2 separate regions of the Homo sapiens genome follow, and region 2 is linked to region 1. The links are chromatin contacts, found by Hi-C or POLR2A ChIA-PET in ENCODE. All regions are on one chromosome and are shown on one strand. Each heading gives the region's core, a stretch centred on a gene start or an enhancer-like site at or near the end of the contact. The rest is flanking DNA. Distances are from core to core; before and after follow the strand shown.

The links. A loop is a pair of places that touch in the nucleus more often than their neighbours do. ChIA-PET counts read pairs that join two places held with the same protein, here RNA polymerase II (POLR2A). Pooled maps may share reads with other maps.
Region 2: a loop to region 1 is called in a pooled map, with 10 times the contacts of the local background. The contact joins the promoter of ZBTB9 here to the promoter of FKBPL in region 1. A Hi-C loop is called at or near these places in 2 of 50 pooled maps. POLR2A ChIA-PET finds 5 or more read pairs at or near these places in 2 of 52 experiments (H1 and activated CD4-positive, alpha-beta T cell).

Annotation. Positions count from the first base shown.
Region 1 is chr6:32,128,327-32,131,827 of GRCh38, reverse strand. It overlaps FKBPL (FKBP prolyl isomerase like), which reads left to right and starts at 1,540. Exons shown (of 2, transcript NM_022110.4): 1 at 1,540-1,733; 2 at 1,974-3,121. The coding sequence starts at 2,048. The coding sequence ends at 3,097. RefSeq lists a silencer at 1-160 and a cis regulatory region at 1-323.
Region 2 is chr6:33,452,736-33,456,236 of GRCh38, reverse strand. It overlaps ZBTB9 (zinc finger and BTB domain containing 9), which reads right to left and starts at 1,661. Exons shown (of 2, transcript NM_152735.4): 1 at 1,462-1,661; 2 at 1-1,207. The coding sequence starts at 1,136. It overlaps SYNGAP1 (synaptic Ras GTPase activating protein 1), which reads right to left. Exons shown (of 19, transcript NM_006772.3): 19 at 2,548-3,501. SYNGAP1-AS1 (SYNGAP1 antisense RNA 1) reads left to right here and starts at 1,832. Exons shown (of 3, transcript NR_174954.1): 1 at 1,832-1,967.

The sequences.
Region 1 (3,501 bases), core at 291-2,790:
TAGTCACCCAAGGGACAGGGCCGGTTGGAGAGAGAGTCCCGAGGTTTTATCCTGGAGAACACCCTGTACTGAATGAGCTCTGAACATAAAGATAGTTAGCATAGGAGGGCCTGAAGTCTCCAGATAAAAGGCTGCTGCCACTATCATTTACCACGACCTCTGCCATTCTCCACTCTATTGTCATCCGCCCCCAGTCTCCATTCCAGGACTTCTCTACACTTTGACTTTTTGTTTGTTTGTTTGTTTGTTTGAGACGGAGTCTTGCGCTGTCGCCCAGGCTGGAGCGCAGTGGCACGATCTTGGCTCACCGCAAGCTCCGCCTTCCGGGTTCATGCCATTCTCCTGCCTCAGCCTCCCGGGTAGCTGGGACTATAGGTGCCCGCCACCACGCCCAGCTAATTTTTTGTATTTTTAGTAGAGACGGGGTTTCACCATGTTGTCCAGGCTGGTCTCGAACCCCTGACCTCAAGTGATCCCCCCGCCGCCCCGCCCCCTCCCCCCGCCCCGCCCCCCCCCGCCGCCTCGGCCTCCCAAATTGCTGGGATTACAGGCGTGCGCGATGCCCGGCTTTTTATTTATTTATTTATTTATTTTTGAGGCGGGAATCTTGCTCTGTCGCCAGGCTGGATTGCAGTGGCACCATCTCGGCTCACTGCAACCTCCGACTCCCTGGTTCAAGCGATTCTCCCACCTCAGCCTCCCAAGTAGCTGGGATTACAGGCACACGCCACCATGCCCAGCTAACTTTTTGTATTTTTAGTAGAGACGAGATTTCACCATGTTGCCAGGATGGTCTCGATCACCTGACCTCGTGATCCGCCCACCTCAGCCTCCCAGAGTCTCAGTTGCCAAAGCTGGAGTGCAATGGCGCGATCTCGGCTCACTGCAACCTCCGCTTCCCAGGTAAGCCATTCTCCTGCCTCAGCCTCCTGGGTAGCTGGGATATAGGCGCCCGCCATCACGCCGAGCTATTTTTGCATTTTTAGTAGAGACGGGGTTTCACCATGTTGGCCAGGCTGGTCTTGAACTCCTGACCTCAACCTCCCAAAGTGCTGGGATTACAGGCGTGAGCCACCGCGCCCGGCCCACCTTTTTTTTTTTTTTTTTTTTTTTTTTTTGTTTGAGACGGAGTCTCTAGTCTCGCTCTGTCGCCCAGGCTGGAGTGCAATGGTGTGATCTCGGCTCACTGCAACGTCTGTCTCCCGGGTTCAAGCGATTCTCCTGTTTCAGCCTTCCGAGTAGTTGGGATTACAGGCGCGCGCCACCATGACCTACTAATTTTTGTATTTTTAGTAGAGACAGGGTCTCACCATGTTGGCCCACTTTGACTCTTGAGCAGCCTGGCCAGCCCGACCGCGCCAAATTCTGTTCGATTCTGCCTAGTTCGGTTGCTCTGGCCTAGTTCAGTTGCTAAGGCCTGGAGCTTCATGGTTGCGGAGGAAATGATGTCACGTTCAATAGGCGGGCTAACCAGATTCCTCCCTTCTCCCGATTGGCTGCCAGGAATTTGACTAGATTCGGAGTCTCGCGGGCTCCAGGGTTAGTTGTCAGTATCTTTCCCAGTTGTTCCGCCCCCTACCCCCGCCTCCCGCACCGCGCCCCTCTCCGGCTGCCCTCTCCGCGTGGGGCAAGGCTCCGAGGGCAGCATTCAGTAGCCATTTAGCTTTGGAAGGAGAGGTGATTCGAATGGCCCGGCTCCTCCTGTCACCATGCTAGGCACTTTGGCCGCGCAGGTACTTATTGACCCGACCGGGTGTCCGTAGTTGGCGCGGCTACCTTAACCGCAGGGAATTGTGGAATTTATAGTTCTAAATTATATGTGGGTGGAACGGGGAAGCTGGAGCAGATTTTTGGAGGAAAGCAAAACTGGGGACTTTCAGGACTAGGGGCCTGGGTCTCAGAAGAATGGGAAAGGACGAGAAAGGAGTCTAAATAAGAACCCTGCTATTAGCATTGTTTGGTTTTCTTTTCAGGTGCTGACCTGAACCTGGTTCATCCCTTTCTGACCAAAACTGTTCACTCACCGTGGAAGGGACTAAGCATCCATATGGAGACGCCACCAGTCAATACAATTGGAGAAAAGGACACCTCTCAGCCGCAACAAGAGTGGGAAAAGAACCTTCGGGAGAACCTTGATTCAGTTATTCAGATTAGGCAGCAGCCCCGAGACCCTCCTACCGAAACGCTTGAGCTGGAAGTAAGCCCAGATCCAGCCAGCCAAATTCTAGAGCATACTCAAGGAGCTGAAAAACTGGTTGCTGAACTTGAAGGAGACTCTCATAAGTCTCATGGATCAACCAGTCAGATGCCAGAGGCCCTTCAAGCTTCTGATCTCTGGTACTGCCCCGATGGGAGCTTTGTCAAGAAGATCGTAATCCGTGGCCATGGCTTGGACAAACCCAAACTAGGCTCCTGCTGCCGGGTACTGGCTTTGGGGTTTCCTTTCGGATCAGGGCCGCCAGAGGGCTGGACAGAGCTAACTATGGGCGTAGGGCCATGGAGGGAGGAAACTTGGGGGGAGCTCATAGAGAAATGCTTGGAGTCCATGTGTCAAGGTGAGGAAGCAGAGCTTCAGCTGCCTGGGCACTCTGGACCTCCTGTCAGGCTCACACTGGCATCCTTCACTCAAGGCCGAGACTCCTGGGAGCTGGAGACTAGCGAGAAGGAAGCCCTGGCCAGGGAAGAACGTGCAAGGGGCACAGAACTATTTCGAGCTGGGAACCCTGAAGGAGCTGCCCGATGCTATGGACGGGCTCTTCGGCTGCTCCTGACTTTACCCCCACCTGGCCCTCCAGAACGAACTGTCCTTCATGCCAATCTGGCTGCCTGTCAGTTGTTGCTAGGGCAGCCTCAGTTGGCAGCCCAGAGCTGTGACCGGGTGTTGGAGCGGGAGCCTGGCCATTTAAAGGCCTTATACCGAAGGGGGGTTGCCCAGGCTGCCCTTGGGAACCTGGAAAAAGCAACTGCTGACCTCAAGAAGGTGCTGGCGATAGATCCCAAAAACCGGGCAGCCCAGGAGGAACTGGGGAAGGTGGTCATTCAGGGGAAGAACCAGGATGCAGGGCTGGCTCAGGGTCTGCGCAAGATGTTTGGCTGATTAAAAGTTAAACCTTAAAAGAGACAGGAACTTGTGAATTGTGGTCTGTGCTGTGAGATTTGGGGGTGGGGGGCCAGAGGGAAGGTTTCAGCCCATATCCCATTCTCAGCTTTTGGCTTCCTAGGGGAGGTAGCAGTGGTCACAGTGCGCCCCTTTTGAGGGGCTTATCTATCTCCGAGGACACATAGAAGCTGTCTAAACTAAACTTAGTAGTGGCTGGGGGAGATGGTGGACCTTAATACTGGGTACTACATCTCCCAGGCGCTTTATCACTGGAGCCTGTTTGGCGCATGCGCTTGGCGGTATGGCACTGTCTGGAAGTTACTTCCTGCTGCTGTGCTCCCATTGGGCCCGCCTACACAGTCATCCGCATCTGTTGATTCACGTGCTCAGCACCCAGGTCT
Region 2 (3,501 bases), core at 412-2,911, 1.3 Mb before region 1:
GCAGGGGGTGTCCCCCCTAGCTTCACAGGCCCATGCACGGCCTGGCCTGCTCCCCCAGGTCCTCCACCCCCTGACAGGATTTCATTCCCATGAAGATCCACTGGTTTCCAGGATGGACCCCCTCCCCCAGATGTTGGCCCTGGCCCTGAAGGCAACAAGAACCCTAGCTCCCCATTCCCTTCAGTGTCCCCTCCAGAAAACACTTTGGTTTCCTCCTTTGCTCCTCCAGGCTGAGTTCCGCTTCCTGATATCTCCTCCTTAGGCTCGAAGGGTTCCTGCTTAATGTAGAAGATTTTGGGGGGCAGTGCAGGAGGGGCAGGAAGCTCAAGTGGTGCACTCTCACCCTCTGGAAGCTTTCGGGGAGTAGCAGTCATGGGCAGTGGGTGGGGTCCATGAGGACGGGGAAAAACCCCTGATACTCTCTGGGGCTGAGGAGTCTGAGAGAGTGTGGCTGACCCCTGGTCCTCATCATCATCATCTTCCTCCTCCTCCTCTTCTTCTTCCACCTGAATTTGCAGCACTTCTCCCAGTTCACTTCCCTCCCCTCCCACAGGGCTCTCAGTGGAAGCAGGGCTTTCAGTAGAAGCAGAGGACTGTACTGGGGTCTGGAAAGGCGAAGAGCGAATGCACCAGCCTCCTGTAGAGGATGTAGTGGAAAGAAGGGCATGGTAGGAGTTTCCTCCACGGGCTGAAATTCCACCACCTGAAGTTTCTAATTCTCTAAGAATTTCTGAGCACTGATCTACTACCTGCCACATTTGAAGGCCACTGGCCACAAGGAGATGAGCAGGAAGAGCATCCAGTGGCAGGCGGAGACGCCCTGAATAAATGAGCTGGAGCAGCCCCTCGAAGGCATCGGCTTCAATGACACTCGGTAGAGTGAGACGAGGCGCATCCCCCAGAAGCAGCTTGTCATGGAAGTAAGGAGAGGCAGCAGCTAACACTGCTTTATGAGCCCTAAGTTCCCGGCCCTGCACCAGGAGGGACACATCACAGAACTTTCCCTCTAGCCTGTGGCGGTTCAGAGATTCCAGCAGAGACGAGCTATGCTGTGGGAACTCGATCTGGATTGTCCGTGGGGCTGGGTTGCAGGTCGGGGAGGCGGGTACAGGCGGCAAAGGTGTTGGGGTTTCCATGGCCTCCTCGAAGGTGACAAGAATTGGGAAGAGGAGAAGGGCTTGGGGGTAGACTCCACGCGGGATGAAGGCTGCAGAGGAAAAAGATGGAGGTCACAGAAGCCCTGGATAAAGGGAGCCACATCTTCTCAAACAACCCCCTCCCCACGAGCAATAACTGGAAACTTTTAAGTCAGTGGCGGTTTCTGCAAATCAGTCCCGCACACCAAGAAAGCAAAAACAAACAACAACAACAACCACCACCACTAAACACCAACAGGGGTTTTAACTTCCAGCCCCTGTGGAAGATAAGAAGGAGGTCCTTCAGCCACCAGCCTGCCTTCACCTGCCCAGAACAGCTCCTGCCCCGCCGCTCCGTTCCGCCTCACAGTGCCCACAGAGGTCTGCTCCCGGGAAGCCGCGGTCACCCGGACACCGCGAGTCCCGGCCCGATTGTCCTTCCCGCCGACACGCCCCCGCCGTTACACACGCGGCGCTGCCCTCGCAGTTACAGTGCCGCTACAGCTCCGTCCCAGACCGGAAGCCGCCGCCTCCCCGCCGGACACCGTCGCCAAGTGCGGCGGGCGGAGCTAGAGCCGTAGCCAATCGAGGAACGGCAGCCTACAAGCCTCGTGTTGATTGGCTACTGCAGACGAGGAGGGCGGTGCTAGTAGGAGGGCACAGGCCCAGGGTGTCCTCGCAACGGGCGTCCCGGGGAGCTGCTGAAGTCCTCCCCGCTGCAGAGGACCGAGAGGCAGGGCCCGGGAGAGAACAGCCCGGTCGGAGGGGGTGGGCCGTCAGCCGCCCCGGAAAGCTGCGTTTCCCGGTGATTAAGTGTAGCACCCGCCCCCGGTAGGTCCTGAGAGGGGCGAGATTAGTTGGGTACTTACCATGTGGGCCTGGCACTTGCCCACATCACTTTGTGTCTTCCCACCGGCCCTGCGAGGGTGGGGGTTGCCGTCCTCAGTTTCCAGGCGGGGGAAACGGGCTGGAAGCGTCACTCAGCTAATAGTAGTGGACCTGGGACTGGAACTCAGATTTGCTAAGGAACCAGGCAGGTTCTTTCCTGTTTTCTGCACGGGAGCATTTTAACCAGCAATTAAAGAAACCTTATTTCTAGGTAATTTTTAAAAGAGATAAATGTGGATATATACATGAACTCTTTTATCAGATAACGCCGCTGTTCCTGGCCTCGGACTAAGTGACACAGTGGTGAGGGGAGAGTTAGATTGGAGAAGTTTGGCCGGTGCAAAACTCCTGCTCTAAAATATAAAAAATCTCATTGGGAGGGGAGAGTGACATTCTATGAGGAGAGTGTGGCATCAGGTGGGGATATACGGTTTTCCTCTCAGGCTGTCAGCTTCCTTTCAGAAAGCAGATCTTACCACCGTACAGGTCTGGAGAGCCCTGCCTAAGAAAGTCGGCACAGCGATAAAAGAACAATCTCCGTTTATTAAACATGTTTTTTTCTGTTTCACCACACACTCCAGAAAAAAAGGAAATGGGGCTGGGAGTGGAGAAAAGGGGACAGTGAGGGGGGATAGATAAGGCTGGGAGTGGGGTGGGGAGGGAGAACGAGAAAACAAAATAAAACAGGTAGGAAGAGCAACTCCCTACCCTTGAGGTGGTGGGTGGGGAGGGAAGCAGAGGGGCGGGGGGGGAGGGGGCCAGGAAGCTCTGTACAGAAGGGTTGCCCCCAGCCCACACACACACACCCCGGATATGTACAGTACAAACCCCAGATAATTACAACAGCCAAAGAAGAGAGAAGGAAGGTTGGGGAGGGTCCAGGGGTAGGGCCTGAGGTGGGGAAAGGGCACAGGGATAAAATTTCACATATTTACAACTTTTATATAAGTATAAATTTGGCCCCGGCTGGGTGTATGTGTAGGGGGATGGGACTGAAGGGGAACTGTCCATACAAAAGAAAGAGGAGTAGAGTCTAGGAGAGTCTCAATACCAAACGCAAAAGGATGAAGGGGGCAAGGCTGGGTAGGGGACAGCAGTCAGGGAAGAGGGGGTGCCAAGGAGGGGCTTCTCCCCTCCCATGGCCTACCCACCCCAAACCCCATCCATCCTACCTCCCCTATCCCGCCAGAAAACTATGTACAGAGAAACACCGAAAAATCGTGGAGCTGGCGGGAGGGAGGGAGGTGGAAGGAGATTGGGAGGGGGAGGATGAGAGGGAAGCCCAGCCCTGTCCTACCTCCCCCAGGGGACAGAGTCATGGAAGGGGGCCCCCCAACACCCCTCCTCCAACACAGGTCCCCCCACCCTGGGGGAGAGAGACATGGCTTTTCCTAGAGTAAGTTCCCCCCTCCCCCTGGGAGTAGAGACCAAGAAGAGAGAAGGAAGGGGCAGAGGGGACTGTGTGTCAGAGTAGGAC